3 separate regions of the Homo sapiens genome follow, and all the other regions are linked to region 1. Evidence: chromatin loops called from intact Hi-C (ENCODE). Cell type or tissue: sigmoid colon. All regions are shown on one strand. Each heading gives the region's core, and the rest is flanking DNA. Links, peaks and the distances in the headings are about the cores only. Region 1 has its middle 22 kb from the start of MEIS2. Region 2 overlaps CDIN1 (CDAN1 interacting nuclease 1). Region 3 overlaps CDIN1 (CDAN1 interacting nuclease 1).

Evidence for each region. Peaks named below come from ENCODE experiments on the same cell type or tissue, not always from the same donor. Only the 100,000 strongest peaks of a DNase experiment are listed, where the experiment ranks them.
Region 2: a loop joins it to region 1, with 2.1 times the contacts of the local background. A loop is called at or near these places in 3 of 110 quality-filtered maps.
Region 3: it touches region 1 in a loop (2.5-fold over the local background); 3 of 110 quality-filtered maps call a loop at or near these places.

Annotation. Positions count from the first base shown.
Region 1 is chr15:37,120,005-37,126,047 of GRCh38, forward strand. No RefSeq gene overlaps it. Among named protein-coding and RNA genes, the nearest start is that of MEIS2, 22 kb to the left of the region's middle. In sigmoid colon, for the core only: no CTCF peak of the experiment used is centred there; a DNase peak (open chromatin) is centred at 2,907.
Region 2 is chr15:36,591,717-36,597,759 of GRCh38, forward strand. All of the region lies in intron 1 of CDIN1 (CDAN1 interacting nuclease 1), which reads left to right. Among named protein-coding and RNA genes, the nearest start is that of CDIN1, 15 kb to the left of the region's middle. In sigmoid colon, for the core only: no CTCF peak of the experiment used is centred there; no DNase peak of the experiment used is centred there.
Region 3 is chr15:36,801,295-36,807,337 of GRCh38, forward strand. The region is part of intron 10 of CDIN1 (CDAN1 interacting nuclease 1); the gene reads left to right. It also overlaps the pseudogene CSNK1A1P1. Among named protein-coding and RNA genes, the nearest start is that of MIR8063, 170 kb to the right of the region's middle. In sigmoid colon, for the core only: no CTCF peak of the experiment used is centred there; no DNase peak of the experiment used is centred there.

The sequences.
Region 1 (6,043 bases), core at 371-5,370:
GGAGGCTGAGGCAGGAGAATGGCGTGAACCCGGGAGGCGGAGCTTGAGGTGAGCGGAGATCGTGCCACTGCACTCCAGCCTGGGTGACAGAGCGAGACCCTGTCTCAAACACACACACACACACACACACACACAAATCTTCTTTGCCTAATATTGGTAACATTTGATTGGAGTTAGGGAGAGTTTCCTCCCATTTCTATTCTCTAGATAACTTAATATGTGATTGAAATTATGTTTCTTAAAAATTATGTAAAGTTAACTTTTTTAAAATAATATTGGCCTTCTTTTACAAAAAACGATTCTTAACTACAGATTCAATTTATTTAATTGAATAAAACTAATAAAATAATCACTAGAAATTATTTTATTAGTTTTGGTCTCAGACTCCTGAGCTCAAGTGATCCACCCACCTCGGCTTCCCAAAGTGCTGGGATTACAGGCGTGAGCCACCACACCCAGACAGTGTCATTGAAGTTTTTAAACTTATTGCATACTGGTAGGCAATAAATTTAAATTAGATTCTGCTGTGCTTTTTTTTTCCCCCCACACTTCCTAAGTTGAATCCTTAGGTGGCCCTAACGAATACTAGAAGAAGAGCGAAGATGTCATGGAAAGGATACTTGGATACAATCTCATTTGTCCCTTTCCTGTTGGTCAATAATCCCAGGGACTCTAGATGTTTTTTTCACTTATGATTGGTTTGCAGCTAATTTTGAAATATTTCTGAAAATGAAGTCTAATGAAATCTCTTTAAGGATCCTATTTCAACTGTGAATTAAACAAAAACTTTTAAGTTAGAGATACCCATCCACTGTGGGGAAGTCAGAATTTTTATTTTGAATCAGTTGATTTCTAAATACCAGTTATTATTGTTTTTTACTCTGTGTTTCTGTGTGTGTGAGAGACTATTGTGTGTGAGAGACTATGATTTATGAAATTCACATATATGAGTAAGATTGACAGAGTATGGATTCATGAAAAGTATGTGTTTTAACAGAGTATGGATTCATGAAAAGTATGTGTTTTATGGCATTTGAAATATATGGGCTTTTTGGTACTGGTAGTAGCATTTGGTAGTTCTAGATTTTTGAAAATCTTCTGTAAAAAATCCATAGATTTATAGTTAGCCACGGTGTCTCCATTGTTGGTTTCAAGTATTGATATTTGCTGGACTGCAGGATGGATAGAGGAGCTCCTCCTTCAGTGGGCTATGAATGTCCTCCATGTAACAAGTGCAAGACCACAGTCACAATGGCCCTCAACACCAGTTGATCAAGTCTCAGTTTAGGAGGACCAATAAGAAAACCACATATTTTTGCTACTTTTATTCCAGTTTTCAGCAACACCGAAAAGGACATATTTTAACATGCTGTAAAGAAATCTTCAGCAAAATAGGTAGTGACTTGACCTTCTATATCTTAAAATACATAGTTTTAAAAAATAACCATAAAGCTGAGATATGATAAAGTTAGATTCTCATGAAAATAAGTTAAGCAACAAAGGGTCACCCCACAGGTTAAATTTAGTAATTTATTTACCCATACATCTTTTAAGAGCCACTTTTCCTGAGAGGCATGGTGGTGTAGTAGCAGTGATGCTGGCTAGGGAATCAGATGACTTGCTTCCAAGCAGCGTGACCCTAGGCATGTCTCTGGCATTATCTGTGGCTGGTTCTTTAGATAATATCTAAAGATGTCTCCAGATCTGTGGTTCCATATATTTTAGAGCAATACACAATTACCTGGCTTCTTTTCTCACTGCTTATTCAAAGGAACACTAGAACTATAATCATGAGAGCTCCTGATAAGATTTAAATCATGGATAGCTGGAGGCAGATGGGGTGGGAAGGGGGTAGAGAAAGACCAAACTGATCTGGGACCATGAAAAGTGCATTGTTAGATTTTTAGCTGAGAATTGCTTCTTTTGATCATATAACCTATTATTCAGGTTCCTAAGAGATAAAGCAAACTAGATCTGTCCTTATATAGATAAAAAAAAGAAGCGTAAAGACACCAGCTTATTTTTAGGTTATGTATATCAAATTAAACTGGTCAGCTAGAAATAGGAACAAAAGAATCGTAAACCAAATCATAAAATAAGTTTTACTTAGATTCATGCCATTGGATTAGATGCATGTGTTGCCATTCTACTTTAGGTTGTGATTTTCCAGGACGTGAAGAATGTAAAATTCAGAGTACATTTTGAGCGCTAAAATTCTGTAAACTGCGGATCTGAAATGAGGTTACAAAAGCAAGACAGGGGTGCCCTTGCTTTGAATTCTATTTCTACAAAAGCAAAAAGAGATGGCCGGGCGCGGTGGCTCACACCTGTAATCCCAGCAGTTTAGGAGGCCGAGGTGGGTGGATCACCTGAGGTCAGGAGTTTGAGACCAGCCTGACCAACATGGAGAAACCCCATCTCTACTAAAAATACAAAAAATTAGCCTGGCGTGGCAGTGCCTGCCTGTAATCTCAGCTACTTGGGAGACTGAGGCAGGAGAATTGCTTGAACCCGGGAGGCAGACGTTGTGGTGAGCTGGGATCGTGCCATTGCACTCCAGCCTGGGCAACAAGAGCGAAACTCCATCTCAAAAAAAAAAAAAAAAAAAAAGGCAAAAAGAGCTGCTGGTTATTTAGGAGACTGGAGTAATCTTGGAAGATGTGCTCTGAATCTTTTTTCTATTTTCAGAAAGACAGACACATTGTGGAGATGTGGCTGGGCTACTGACTTAGAAAAGGCAGGAGGAGTTACAACATGTTTATATGCTCCTGTAAACTCCGGCACTGGACTGCTCTTTAGCCTGCCTCCCTGAATCAGTTAGAATGTTTTTGGCTGCAAGTAACAGAAAACCCAATTCTAAGTGGCTTAAGCAATAAGGGAATAAAGTTATGCCATTGGCAAGAGGTGGGGCAAGCTCCATCTCTCATTCCCTTCAATTTTCTTGGCTCTGCCATCTTATGTGTATCAGCTTTATCCTCAGGCTGGCAGCCAGATGGCTGCAGCAGCTCTGAGCCTCTTATCTTCCCACAACCACACTGAGAGGAAGAGTGCCTGTTTCTCTTTCTCTGGATGCTGTTGTGGGAAGATGTGTGAAAAAAAAATTGAGAAGACCCCAGCAAACTTTCCCTCATACCTCATTTGAATGACTTTTTGGAAGGCTTAACCATGGATCCTGAGCCAATCATTGATTAGACCTAGCCCTAGAGTTGGGAACAAATGCTTTAACTGTTATGCTGATATACAGTGGAGGAAATACGGAATAGATTTTGAGAAGACAAAGTTTGCTTACTTTAAAGTATAATTGATGAGAAACTAGGTACAACTCTGGCAAAAATTGGGCTATGGAAATAGCAGCTCCATATTGAGTATTGTCTAACTGCCAGCTAGTATGCTGAGCATTGCATTTGAATAATCTCATTTAATTCTCATAACAATATGAAGTAGGCACAATCATTATTAGTGGGACATCCCTGTTTCCTAGATGAGGAAATTAAGGTTCTTAGGGATTCAGGAAATTTACTATGGTTTACAAAGCAAGTTAGTAGTAGGATTAAGGAACATAATGCTAAAACCCTTGTTCCTAAGAGTTTTCTATCTCCCAGGGAGGAGTCCTCTGATTCATGGGTCAAAAATCAGCATGTAACAAATTGGTTAGTTACGTGCATAAAAATAGCATCCTGTAAAGGGGTTTACCTGATAGATAGCTTTGGGTAGCATACTATGGGGCCCAGTGAATCTGTGATGTTTGGTTTTCAAAATTGAGGAAATAATAATGATATCAACAGTCATGAAGAAAATGATAAATTTGGGAAAACATGAACTCTTTTAGACAGAGTATGTTTGTTTAAACACATCAATAATAAAATATGACAGCAAAACGTTTTTGTTTAAAATAAAAATATTTGCTTTCTAAATAAAAAATAACTACAAAAAGGTTAGATAGCAATTTAGTAGCATTTGGAAGGAGATCATATCACCTGACGGATTATCTACAATTGAGCTATTATGAGAAATTTGTAAAAAAGAAACATGTTGTTGGCTAGATGGGATGAACTGGGACCTGTGTTTATTTTTTTGTGTAGAATAATTTAGTAAATTTTGGGACAACTTTATCATGCAATGGAAGGCAATAGGTGACCAGTGATTTCTCTACAGCTTAAAACAAAGTTTAAAAATTGAGCATGAAGAAAAGTAAGGAAATCTGCAACTATCGTATTGTAAATGCCATGAAGTATTTTTCTATTTTAGCTGCTGGCATGAAACATAAATATTTGAAAAAATTTTTTGGCAAGGTAGGGCAGTTAATTGTTTGGATTTTCTTGGAAATCACAGTTGAGTCCAGAAATCAATTACAAAAGTGGTGTGCTTTGCTCCATTTTTTTTTTTATAACAACACTTTTCATTTGTTTCTGAACAGGTTTTGCAAGAAATCCATTCTATAGGCAGATGGCTCCCTGCTCTGCTGTTTTGGAGCTTCAATCACTAGTGACATGCCTGCAATCCACAAAGTCCTGGGTGTCTCCTTTAGCTATCATCATCTGAAAGACATCTAAAAGGGTTTTTTAGTGCTTGAGAGAATTAGGTTTCATTTCTGGCATTCCACAATGTAAGTGGAAAAGTTGATCCACACTGACATGAAGGGCTCAATTCTGCATGAACTTTTTGTTTTTCCACCAGAAATAATCCTTTCCTTTTTTTCTTTTTTTGTGTAAGGCTCAAGTTCATTTAAAACTTGTTGACTCTTTCCTAGAGACATATAGCTGAGCAAACTAAATCCGTCCCACTGAAACTGACATCTATTAGCAAAAGGATGATTATTTTTAATACTAGAGACATGTTTACAGAATGACTGAACTTGCTAAGCGGCAAAATACAGAGTGCACTGAGACCAAGAAAAGTCAATCATCAACCACTCCTGTTGTTTTAAAATAGACTTAATATGCTTTTAAAAGAGTATTATTTCAATAAAATAATCCACAAATAAATACAAAACAAAAGGGCAAATGTAGAGACATATTGCAAGTAAGCATGCATACCAAAAAGGTAAGTGCAAATTAGATTTGAATATTCATGAGTCACAAATCATTGACAGTTTGAAATAATGCAAAACAGCTTTATAAATGAGGTTAAGGCAAGGGACATCAAAGAAATGCATCGTTAAATCAATAGCAGTTTGTGCATATACTTGTAAATTGCGGTTACAAGTTTTGTGACATGGGAGAAAAAATACTGTGTATCTGATGGAGGAAGACACATAAATATTCCTTTTGTATATTGTATTTTTGCAATTCGTCATGTACTTGGAGCCCAGCCAGGTAGAGAGTGGTTGGACATCATATTCCCTCACCAAGACAGAGTTTTCTTTTCAGAGACAGAGTGTCAGGCCTATGCCTGAAGAGCGCTTGCTTGCTCTGCTAAACAATTCAACATGCAGTGACTTCTGTAGAGTTGCTTTCCAAAATAAAGATTAGCATCTAGCACACATGACTTTAGAGGCTGGTCAACTTTAAATCTCTTCACAGTAAAATAACTTCAATTGTAGAGCATACTGTCTAGTGGTTGTTTTCCTATTTGGCAGGGAGCAGATGAATTCAAAGTATAAGAACAATTTGTAAAAATACTTTGGAATGATTAGAGATGTGTAGCCATTACTTTTAAAGGCAAAAACTGCAACTTTGCACCAACCTAATACCTTATAGGTAACCTTGTAATTTAAATAAAAACATTTTTATTTTTGTTCAGCAAGTAACTATTAATTTGATGCAGATCTTTTTTGTACCAGTGGCTTTTTGGTGTGTGTGTATGTGTGTGTGTGTGTGTGCATGCACGCGTTGCATACGCATGCAGTGTGCGTAAGAAGAGTTGTTTGAAATGATAGGACTTACAGATCAAAAACTTGTTTAGGACTTACCTTAAAGCAGAATCATTTCCAACTGATTTTTTCTCATAAGTTTATATTTGGGTTACTATCTTTAAGTTATGATGTATTTCTTCATGATACTACTCTGCAAGCCTCTTTATTGCTTTCTGTCTGCTTTTTTTG
Region 2 (6,043 bases), core at 511-5,510, 530 kb before region 1:
AAGCAAGCCGGTGTTGGATCGAGATTGCAGTTAGAGATAATTTGGTCAAATCTGTTAATGTTGCAGATGCAGAGGGAGGAGTCCTACCCAGTGATTTGACCAAAGTTCCATATCTGGATGCAAAACTCTCCATTCATGCTTTTAAATTAGAGAACAGACTCCCATCCCTCTAGGGGCCAGGCAAGTATCAACAACAAGTGAATGAATGAAGCTGACCTGGTTGGTTTTGCAGCTAGGTGAAAGTACAGTTGTGTGTACCAACAAGGCAGTGGCCACTTTATGCCAGCCATCCAGTGCCATGCAGGAATGTGGGCCTGGTGCTGCCAGGCCTTCTACTCTTTAGAAAGCAGCTCTAGATCTGATTTTTTTTTTTAAGAAAAAATAAAATATCCTGAGTTTTAAATGTTGTCAATTTGTTTGAATTTTTAAAGCACTGTGTGGGCCAACATTTTCCTGGCCAAACAGAACAAGTCTGTGGGCTGAATTTGGCCTACAGCCAGTGGATGCTGGTGCTCTTTCCAGCTTGTGAGAGCTGATGGTGAGCATCTTTTCCAGACTCTACAAACCGCGACCTCACATTGGTAGCTTAAAATTCATCCACAGTAGGAGTATTTACACCACAGAAATTGGCAAATGGTACAACCTGGGCTTGCCCCTTCTCCAGCCCTACCACCCCTCACTACCAAAGGCAGTTGTTAAGCCTCACACACCACTGCATTCTATCGCCAGTCTGAGACTTTTGTACCTTATGGCTCCAAGGGATGTCTTTCATAGATGTTTTTACACCCCCTTTGTTCTGATTTTTGTAGCCTTTTTTCTGAAAGAGACTCACACTACTACCATGTGTAACTCGTTCATTCTTATAAGATTTTTGTCATTGTTGGGTTGTTGGGCTTTCTCCTTATGTTTCCCTTACTATAGTTAGCATGGGAGCTGGAATTATAGTCTTGGGCCTTAGGAGGAGTACCTAGTATATTGTAAGTATTATGGTACATTCATAATGGACATTTGATTGAACTTGCCTAAAGAATGCTGCTTGATTTTTTTTTTTAAAGCCATATATACATGTCTCATTTAGAAAAGTGAATCCTTTTTAAAATTGATTAATTAGCTAAGTTTAGGGACATTACAGTGATTCTTTCCTTTCTGTTGGAATTTAGAAATGCTCTAGTGGTACACCCGAGGGTTTATCATGTCAGAAATTATTTCTAGAAAAACTCAAGCTCAGATGTTACATTTTCATTTGGTAGTTATTCCAGTATAAAAACAGAGGGAAGATACCTAATTGGTAAGTTTCTTCAGTTTTTGGTGCCTTAGAGTCCTTATTTATAAAATGGAATTGTTATGAACTTGAAATAAGATAATACATATAAAATGATTAGCACGGTTCCTGATACTACACTGGTTGCTACTGCGGTTATATTATTGGAACCATTACTTAATCATGGTTGCTTGTTGCAGTGGTATTTATGGTTATGATAGTTAGACTCAGCATATTAGAACTGAAAATATTTTGCCTAAAACCACCCCTTTCCAAGTATTTTCTTGTCTACTTTTCTCAAATGCAACCACTCATATCTGGAAGCTGTTTTACTGTTTTGTCTCAACTTAGTAAGAAGGGGGTTATGCATTTATGAAAGATACTTGAGTGAGTACCAGGTTTAGAGTCAGGGTTTCTCTATCAGGTAGTAGCTTGACTCCAGTAAATATGTAAGTTCAGGTGTAAGTCTTCCAGGGCAAGGAGATTTTATAGGATACCCTAGATCATCACGTCAGTGTGAACATTGATTTAGTGTTCAATATAGGTATTAATCAAATTTGAAGAATGAAAGTTTTTATTTTGTTGTTATTATTATTGTTATTTTTTGAAATGGAGTCTCGCTCTCACTGAGGCTGGAGTGCAGTGGCGTGATCTCGGCTCACTGCAGACTCCACCTCCTGGGTTCACAGCATTCTCCTGCCTCAGCCTCCTGAGTAGCTGTGACTACAGGCGCCCGCCACCACGACCGGCTAATTTTTTTGTATTTTTGGTAGAGACAGGGTTTCACTGTGTTAGCCAGGATGGTCTCGATCTCCTGACCTTGTGATCTGCCTGCCTCGGCCTCCCAAAGTGCTGGGATTACAGGCTTGAGCCACCGCGCCTGGCTGAATGAGAGTTTTTAAAATGATCTGAAACCATTCATCATACTAACATACTGATTGTGAAAAGACCTTGTGGTAAACACAAAGAAGTTGCATAAACTCTTAAAAAGAATGGATTGATTATTCCTTAAGACTTTGGTTTTACTAATTACGATGTATTCTAGAATGGTGCCTTCAAAGTTTTCTTTTAATTTATCTTATTTTTGCAGTTCTGCTAATCACATAATTGTAATAGTAATGAATTGGGCAAGACAGTAATTTTTCTCCTTTAGTTTTCATTGTATCATAGAGCCTATCTTCCTCTAGGTTCTAGATCAAAGAGAGGGTTTCAGGTTTAGACCTACTTCAGTTAAACTGCTTAGGCCAGATTTGAATAAAAGTATTAAAACAGGTGAGATGTTTTTGCATTAAAAAAAATACCATTCAAAAATTTGAGTGACACTTTGAAAAAAAGTTGCCTATTCCCAAAGACTATGGAAGCAAAAGCATAATTATGCTATAGATTATATTTTAGGGACAATTATTTGCCATATAACTCTTCTGAAGCATGGAAACAAGACTTGGTTAGTTGTATTTCCTCTGTTAGAGGTGTGTAAGGAGTCTAGATTTGGTTCATAGTCATGAAAAATATTTTATTCATGTGATAGCTTTTTGGACGATTGTATTCTGCACTGTATTACAATGGCACAATAAATTGCTGAATATACTGTCTGCTGAATATGACTTTACCATGAAAAATTTGATGCATGGAGAAGGAAAGGTTGGAATATATCAACCTTTTCTGACAAGGGACTTTGAATTTTGACCTAATACAGATGACCTTTGTGCGCAATAAAAATGAGCTTAATCTTGAGGTTAAGGTTGAGGTGAATGGCAGGACAGTGTGGTGGAGCTTACACTGACTGGAGGTGTATTGGTGCCTATGTGGCTATTGGCTAAATGGGAGTCCGGCACTTAAAATTTTTTTTTTTTAGCATTTCAAGAAGCTTATTTATAGCAAGTTGTTTGGCTCTTTAATACCACCCCATTTCCTCAAAGCTCAGCTTTCTGTTTAGTTGTGGTAAGTTCATCTGTTTTTATGAAGTTTACTGTTTCTGAGTAAAAGGTATGACTGTGCTTTTATTTATTTTCTGTTCCATAGATAAGCTATAGAGAAAAAAATGTTCTTATGGCTTATGGAAAAGACAACTGACATATGTAACCTTGGAACTGAAAATAAATGTTCTTTTAAGAAGATTTTTTTCTTTGACAAGTTGAACTTTTGTCATCTAACTTTGGAACTGTCAGGAGAATTTTTAAGCAGTTTGTGCCTTTATCTAGATTATAATTAAGAGAATGTGTGGGAATTATTGTCTTGAAAGGCTTAGATGATTTACAGAATGGCTATTGCCTTGGAAGTTCCTTTGAAGTGCATTGGCTAATACACTTACATTATAATATAATATAATATAATATAATATAATATAATATAATATAATATAAAATAATATGATGATATAATGTATTTTTAAGGTTTTGCCCACTGTACCTAGAAGGAAAATTGTTTTAAAACATGAATTTCTCTATCAAATATTTTATTTTCAAATACCTCCACTGATTTGTCATAAAAGAAATTACACCTTAGTGAACATCAGGAAAAAACCTGCTCATGTTATAGTACCTGAACACCTATTGAATAGTCTGCCCTAATAATTGGTTGAAACAACAAATAGTTGAGGAGAGTGCCAGAGAGTCTAATGGAAAGAACTTCTACTCTTTTAATCGAGCCTGCAAAATATATTCCCTGGGACTGATCAGCTCTGAAGCACTGAGGTTTGATGATTGGAATGGCAGGAAACCATGCTTTCAGGACATAACGAATTGACGAGGCCATCCATCATTTGTTAGCATACGCTGAAAACGTGGGCTATGTGTGCAGAGGCCTGTGATTTAGTAAATACTTGGGAGATGAATAGAGCTTACACACAAGGGAAGATATTGCTGTCCTTCAGCAGCCTGAGACCCAGGCGCCTGCTGAGAAGGCCATCTGACGGCATATCATCAGTAACTGGCCTGTCACAGTCAGCGGTGCCCACCGACCATTGCCAGTATATTAAATGCATTTTTAATATCTGCTTCAGTAGATTTAATGAAGAAAATTTAGTTTCCATACTCCGAGCACTGCTTCCTCAAGTATTCTAAAGAATGAACTCCTTGCCTACACAAAAAAGAGGGAAGACCATGCTGGCAGCTAGGAGAGTTGATTGAAAAGGAAACTCAAACAAAATAATTGCTAACAAAAAATATATTTAGTAGAGTCAGTATCTTGTTGATGTGAAAAAAAAAAGCTCATTTTTTTTTTTTAAAGAAGTTTTGGATTAAATTTTTAGCCCCTAATTCCCTTTTCTCACAAGCCCTCTCCCTAGGAGGATTCGACCTGCTGGCAAAGGAATATAAACCTACTGCTCTGAAAGGAAATATTAGAGGGGGAATATTATGGTTTGGCATAATTTGCCAAATTTATGGATAGAAAGACTCCATTTTAAATTACTTTGTGTTTTGGTATACTACTGTTGATTCTTAGGATTTTTGCATGAAGATATAAAGTGGAGTTTTTCTTAGTTACTTCCAAATTTTTGAATATTGAACTTTACTTGTAAACTTATTAATTAAGGTAGTAATTTTTGCCTGGTATGCAGAACAGTTCAAAATGAATGTAAAAAAAATTAGTTGCCAACTTGATATAAAGTGCTCTTATGTATTTCTTATGCTGTAATGTTTCTTTAAAAATTATAATTTTTAAATGTTCTATTTTCAAATTCAGGCAAAGTGTGTAGATTCATTCTTTTAAATGAGTTTCAATGCTGACATTATTTACTACAAAACAGCAAGACAACCAATTAGATGTAGTTGCAAACATGCACTATAAACCCCTCTTTAAAAAAAACAAAAAACAAAAAACAACAACAACAAAAAAAACCCAGAATATGCTCTCATGTTCACAGAAGAAGAAGCTACAGAATGGGACCTATAAATCTGATTCCTGCATGTGTCAAAACAGTAATGTATTAAATGCATATTATTATAAAAATTTAAGACATGTCTTAAACACACTTACATTTTTATAACACGTGGCAATATTAAATAATACCTTTCCTTGTTAGCATCTGTTTGCCGTCATTGTTGGCAAGACCTATGATTTATTGCTTAAATTAATGACCAAGACCATTTTGGACCTGATATATGCCCCTAAGCTTATTACATCACTAAATAAAATAAAATGTATGTGCCTATGACAGAGTTATTTTTATAATTGTTTATCCCTTTAAGTGCCCTATTCGGTGATTCACTGAAAGGTTCATAATGGTTGGCTTGTAACCAGAAAATAATCTCAGAAAGGTAAAATACATTGCTTGTTTGGAAATAAAATGCCAGAGTGATGGTGATGATAGGGGTCCCAGCAAGAATTTGCAATGCTCAAACTCTTTCTTTTCTCAATGCTCTCAGTGACCTCTTACTGAATTTTTTGATACACAACCTCTCTACCACCATCCCAACTCTTAAAGCTATCTGTTAATGCTGGCACTCACTTTCATATAAACCCTGCATTATGGCTAAAGTGGTTTTTTGCTCAGACATAAAGCTGTAAGGGTTAAATTATTCTGTACTTAGGATTTTCCAGGTACCATTATCACCATGCATTAAACTGAGCAAGATTATTTTCCTATTTTTCGTTCTTTTCTTTTGGGAGATTGGAACTTTACTATTTTTTATATTGAACTGTATTTGACTTCATCGTCTTTATCTTTCCTTTCTGACGGTGCAGTATGATAGAACCTTCAGTATTTTTACAATAACCTGTTATTCATCTAAAGTCACTCTGCTGCCTGACTTGCAATACAATATTATATGGCTTTGTGGT
Region 3 (6,043 bases), core at 646-5,645, 320 kb before region 1:
CCCACACCTTTCACCGTCTTATTACCAAAAGAGATGTAAAAGCATACTAGTTTAAAAAATATATGTAGTGGTTTTCTCATAGAGCTGAAAACATGGGTAAGCCAAGTTAATGGCACAAACATAAGATGCATCTGTATACTAGAGGTATTTTAGGAGCAAAACTGGGGCCTTTGGGGCATACTGTATCACCCTGTTTAACAAGTTCTGAACCTTCTTTTCTGGGAAAACAAATCTCTACCTCATACGTTCACTTAGACCCGTTGCTTCCCTCAGTTTTCCTCATAACTTATTCCAGCTGTTTATTTCCATTTATATGAACAAGCTGTGGCAGTGTTCTGGATTTACTCCTCTTCCCTCATGTTTAGATTCTGCCCCATAACTTCTGAACCCCTTCACAGCGTGAGACATTTCTCTTCTCTGAACTTTATGTAGTGATTCTGTAATTCTCATTCCCTAGCTTACTTCCACCTGTTTGTCAAAGGTTTAAAATATGCTCCCTCAAAAGTAATTATTTTCATTTCTTTTGCCAGAATTATGGGTTGCTTTTCCATCTACTTCCTAAATGTGGTGATACTTAAATTGAAATAAGTAGCCAGATAAACTTTTTAGCGTGAAACTATTGACATCAAACTTAGAGTTATTCCCTGTGTAGATAGGTGGATCCCAACTCATATACTGGGGTTTTGATCAGTTGCCTTGCTTCTGGACCCCTGCTTGCCTATCACCTATCCAGGTGTAGTAAATATTTTTCAGAGTCAAATGACTGTTATAGAATGCTATATAAACACAAGGTATAATGAGACAGTAAAGCATAGTAGTTACAAGGGTAAGCCATAGAGCCAGGCGGCTTGGGTTCGAAACCTGGCCCTTTTTGGGCCCCAGTTTCTTCATCTGTAAAATGAGGATAGTCATAGTGCCCTCCTCATAGGGTGGCAGTGAGTACCAAATTAGTCTGTACATGTAAAAGTTCTTGAAACACTGCCTGCTCAGTAAATATTAGTTACCTCTTTGTTGTTGATTATTGAGATCTTATATTATTTTATATGTACTTAGCATCTTTATAGACATAATGATTGGTCAAGGGCTCCCTGAAATCTGTGGAGATCTAGAAGCTCAGCTGGCTTCAGGAAACCAACGAGGGGTTATTGGGGTTAATTTAGCAAGATGATATCTAATAGTATGATTCGAAACCTCTAAATTCCTTCATCTGCCTTTCTTTTCAACAGTCTCTGAAGAGGATGCCTTGAGGAAAAGTATAACAATAGGAAGTTAATAATCTTCTCCATTCTCCATAAGTAAAGATGCCTCATCCTAGTAATTCCTGAATTATAGGATAGTGTTAGAGGCGTGGCAAGGAAAGGGGAGTATTTAGTTTTATACTTTAAAAAAAAAGAGTAAGCAAGTTCTTCCTGAATTTGGGGAGCCAAATTTTCTGTCTGAACCACTGAGTTTCTCAGAGAGTTACAGGAAACCTTGAACAGAAAGATACTTATATCATATTCTGTCCAACATTCGCAATCTGGAATCCTCAGGGCTTATCTGAGGATAGCTAGATTTTTCTCCAAAACTAAGAATTTACTCACTGAAGTACCATTTTTAAAACATTCTTGGTGATAATCTTTTAAAAATACATTAACAGCTTTCACTGCCTTTTTTAAAACTGAACAAAATGTAAGCAGCATTTGTGTTTCCTGCACTGTCCTCAACACCTGTTGAGATCGACAAAGCCTGCTAGCCCCAACACCAAACAGCCAGGGACTCTCACAGTTGGGGCATTTTTATGTCTCTCTTCACTGCTTGCCAGCAGGAATTCACCTTGACTGACAAAGTGTTCTCCCTGTAACCAACTCCTTCAAATATGCAGCTTCAGGAACCCAATAACCAAGTTTACCAAAACAATAGAACTGGAGAAAATATGGAGAATTCTTTATTTTATGTAACCTTAGCATCCTAGATATGCAGCAAGGAGGAGTATTGCTGTATAGTGCAAGTTAGGAGCTAAGAAGCTCAGTTGGTATACCTGGCACTGATCCTCGGCATCAGAAAGTGACAGAGAACAGTGGGGACTGTGGCAGTCCCGCGAACCTAGGTTATATCTGAAGGGGGCAGCTGTTACTTATCTTCAGTTGCTTGTTGCCAGATTGATTAGTTTCTCAAAAAAAGCTAAATATGCAGGATTTTGTGTAAACATTCCCAATTTGTATGCATTGGTTCAATTTTTTAAAATTAATGAAAGCCCAGCCTTGATTTAACAGATCTACTGATGTCACTATTTTGCAAGGCCGCTCACTCCATGTTTTTGAAAGTTTCAGTTATACAAAAAATTTTATTTGTGTGGAATCAAAATCTAATTCTTGGCTACTTTCAAGCATTGTCCTAAGTCTGCACTTGAGAGCTACAGCACGAATCAAATCCTTCCTCCATAAGAGCACTCTCAAAATCAGAACATGATGAGTGTGTTAGTGAACCTTGACTGTTCATTTCTAAATCAGACATACTCTTATTCTAACCATTCCTCAAATATCCTAGGATTCTCCTTTGGTTGACTTTCAAACTGGAGACATGCCCTTAAAATATGACACCAGAACTCTCCAAAATGCCCTAGGTGTGGCTTAACCATTGCAAAGGACATTGACTCTCTTTTTCTGGTTAAAGTCTAACATTCTATCACCCTGTTTAGTAAACCGATCACTACCTCATAGTGAGTGCATCACAAACTGCCTTGGTTCTAAAACTGGTTCCTCCACTTTTTAGCTGTGAGACCTTAGGCAATCTACTTAATTGTTCTATGCCTTGGTTTTTTTACTTGTAGAACAGGGATAATAATTGTACCAACCTCATGGAGTTGGCATACAAATTAAGTGGTTCGATATATATAAAGTGCTTCTATATATATTAAAGTGCTTAGAACAGTGTTGGGCACATAGTAAGTGGGGTGAAAGTGTTAATAATGAACATTGTTGTAACTATATTATTTTCACTATAACCTGTAAGTATGCCACTAGTGTGCTCACTCTGGTCATTAATAAAATTGCCATGCCGAGGCAATGGCTGACCCCTGCCTGCACCCCTGTCTCTAGACTCGCACTGATTCAATAACCAATGCAAAGCTGTCTGATCATCTTAGTGCTAACCCTGTATTGCCCATCTTGTCCTTGAGGGTATCTTTCATGTACCAGGCACTGTGTTAGGCATGGAGGTCATGAATACAAATAAAACCTGGTCTTTACCCTCAACAGGGTCCCAATATAACAGACAAATGGTGAAACAGAGGGATACTCACTAGGAAACAGGTATGCACAGAAGGGCCAGCTTTAGTTCCATCGTCTCTGATTGAATTTCTCTAAATACCCTAAAATGAAATGAAACCAGAGAATCACTTTTTTTTTTTTTTTTTTTTCAGAGTCTTGCTCTGTCACCCAGGCTGGAGTGCAGTAGTGCAGTCTCAGCTCACTGCAACCTCCGTCTCCTGGGTTCAAGAGATTCTCCCACCACAGCCTCTAGAGTAGCTAGGACTACAGGCGAGCACCACCACGCCTGGCTAATTTTTTTATATCTTTAGTGGAGACGGGGTTTCACCATGTTGGCCAGGCTGGTCTCAAACTCCTGACCTCAAGTGATTGGCCTGCCTCAGCCTCCCAAAGTGCTGGGATTACAGGTGTGAGTCACTGTCCCCAGCCGAGAAACACATTTTGAACATATTTATAAGGGGTCATTACTTATGAAAAACCTCATCTTTCTTGCCTTCATGGTCTGTGATGGCTCTTGGCTTTCACCTCCCATTTTTTCAAGGCGTATTTGTTGTTTTTGCTAATTTGGTGATATTTTATTTGCAAGCAAAATTACTTATTCAAACGTCATTCACATTCTAGTCGCTGCTTCCCAGGAGTCTTTAAAATCCATTGGGGGTCTTGGATCTTATTACTTGACCATGAGTATAGCAACCATAAAATTATAGTCAACTTTAAAAAGTGTTTCCAGAATCAATTCAGATGTCCGTGGACACCCATTCCTGAGGGTCTCCCAGCTGGCAGGGAGGGCTGCAATCTCAGTAGCAGACCAACCTCTGCTGTGCATATCTCCTCAGACCCAAGGACTCTCTTTTCTTTTCAATGTTGTTAACAAAGTCTCTTTGATTTTTATTGGTCACAAAGGTTGTATTTGCCTTCCCAGTGATCTCATTTTTGTCTAGTGGTGCCACAGTAAATAAGAATAGGCATCAAAAAGAGGAAATGGTTCAACCCAAAAGTCTGCATTTGACCTAAATAAAAATTTTCTAGGGTCCTATTTTACACCTCTTCTACCATTTTTGATTGCTTGATATTTCAAATTAGCAACCAAAACTTCCCCTCCTGTTACTTCAGATAACCCAGAAATTGATTATATAAAGTTGCTTAATGTGGTCAGCCTCTTCATAAACAGGTAGGTTGCTGAAAGATTATCTCGTCAGCATCTGATAATCTCTGGATCCTGAGCTGTTGAAGAAGGCTCAGAAATGCACTAAAGTAGGTGCTGGGAATAAGGCCAGATCTTGTTCTGCCATTAAATTTCCAAACTTGTCACCCTCTAAAGTCCTTACTGCTTTTGTCACCCAAAGACCACATAATTTGAAAGCGTATCAATCTCTATTTACAAAGGGACATTGTGTTTCCTCATTCTTAATTAATTAGAGACATATTGTCAATCAGAGGTTTTGAGCTACATTGACAGAGGTAATGTTACCTAACCTAAACATAGTTCCATAAGAAACACAAAACTTAGGTAGACAGTAGAGTCTTATTAATGAATCCTACTCAAAATGTTCATAGATCTGTGTTGGTATCTTTAGGGAATCCTGGTTGTGAACCACTGCATGAAATGTTCAGGTTCACAATCTTGCAAAACCTTTTTGAGTTGCAGGAATATCTGTTGCCTCACAAGTGAAACAAGTCCATTTTCTTGAGCACTGAGGTGTTCCCCAGCCTGGCTTTTCTGCCTAGAAAATGCCATTTTCGTAAAGAGCTGTCATGCTTCGTGTCCTTTGGCTTATGATTTAGCTGTTCAAAGAAAGTGCAGGCTGCTCTCACTTGCTCAGTGCTGGTGATATGTGTTTTTGTTTATTAAATCTTTAAAATACTGGGCTTGTTTTTTATGACCTCCATATATTCTTTTGTTCTTCTCTGTGACTTGTTAGATCACAGTTTTTTTCTTCCTTTGTGAAAATATTAGCACCTTTCTGAAGAACATCATGGTCTCCAGAATGGCTGTATAATAAAATGGAAGAATGTGTTGAGCTTAATGTTAGATCTGTCAAGGCCGTGACTCAGGGGTGCTTCACTGATGGGAAGGTTTGTGGCTTCTCAGACATGGTCCACAGAATCACAAATCTTTCTGTTCTTGCCAGACTTGTTTTGACAAATCTGAGATCATTTGACACTAATCATAGAGCTCTTTGTAAAATAAAGGTACCAATGGTTTATGTTCCAATTACAGACAAGTGTTTGTGATTAAAAGTTACTAAGAAACCCTCGGTTAAATGGAAGCAAGTTCTTCTGCAGGTGTGAGCTTCGTCTTGTATGCATTTGAGCCTGGGGACCCACACACCTGTGCACAGGTAGCCTAATTCTACTGACCCCAAAGGAATCTCTTCTTTGGGGATGCTGAGGAAGAAGAGAACATCTGCAGCTGATAAATCTCAGTGGGCCTGGTGCTCCAAGGCTTCTAATTATACCCAGTTCCTACATCTTCTAGAACAAGATCAAGTGATGAGCTGCCATCTCATGGTTCTGTACCTGCACAGAGGGGAATCCCAAAGTTTTAAATAATCTTGAATACAACTTGGCTACCCCACTAATGTGGATCCCCAAATAAACCAGGCCGTGACATCCAATTGAACTTGTCCCTGTGCATACAGTATCTCGCAGCCCATCCTGTATTGTTAGTTTTGGCAAGTACACTACAGCATATAATAAATCATGGAAGGCAAAAGCTTTTTGGCCTAGCATGGTTCAGCCTGCTGTAATGTTAGAATACAGAAAGCAGTTCTGTTTTTAGACATGCTTTT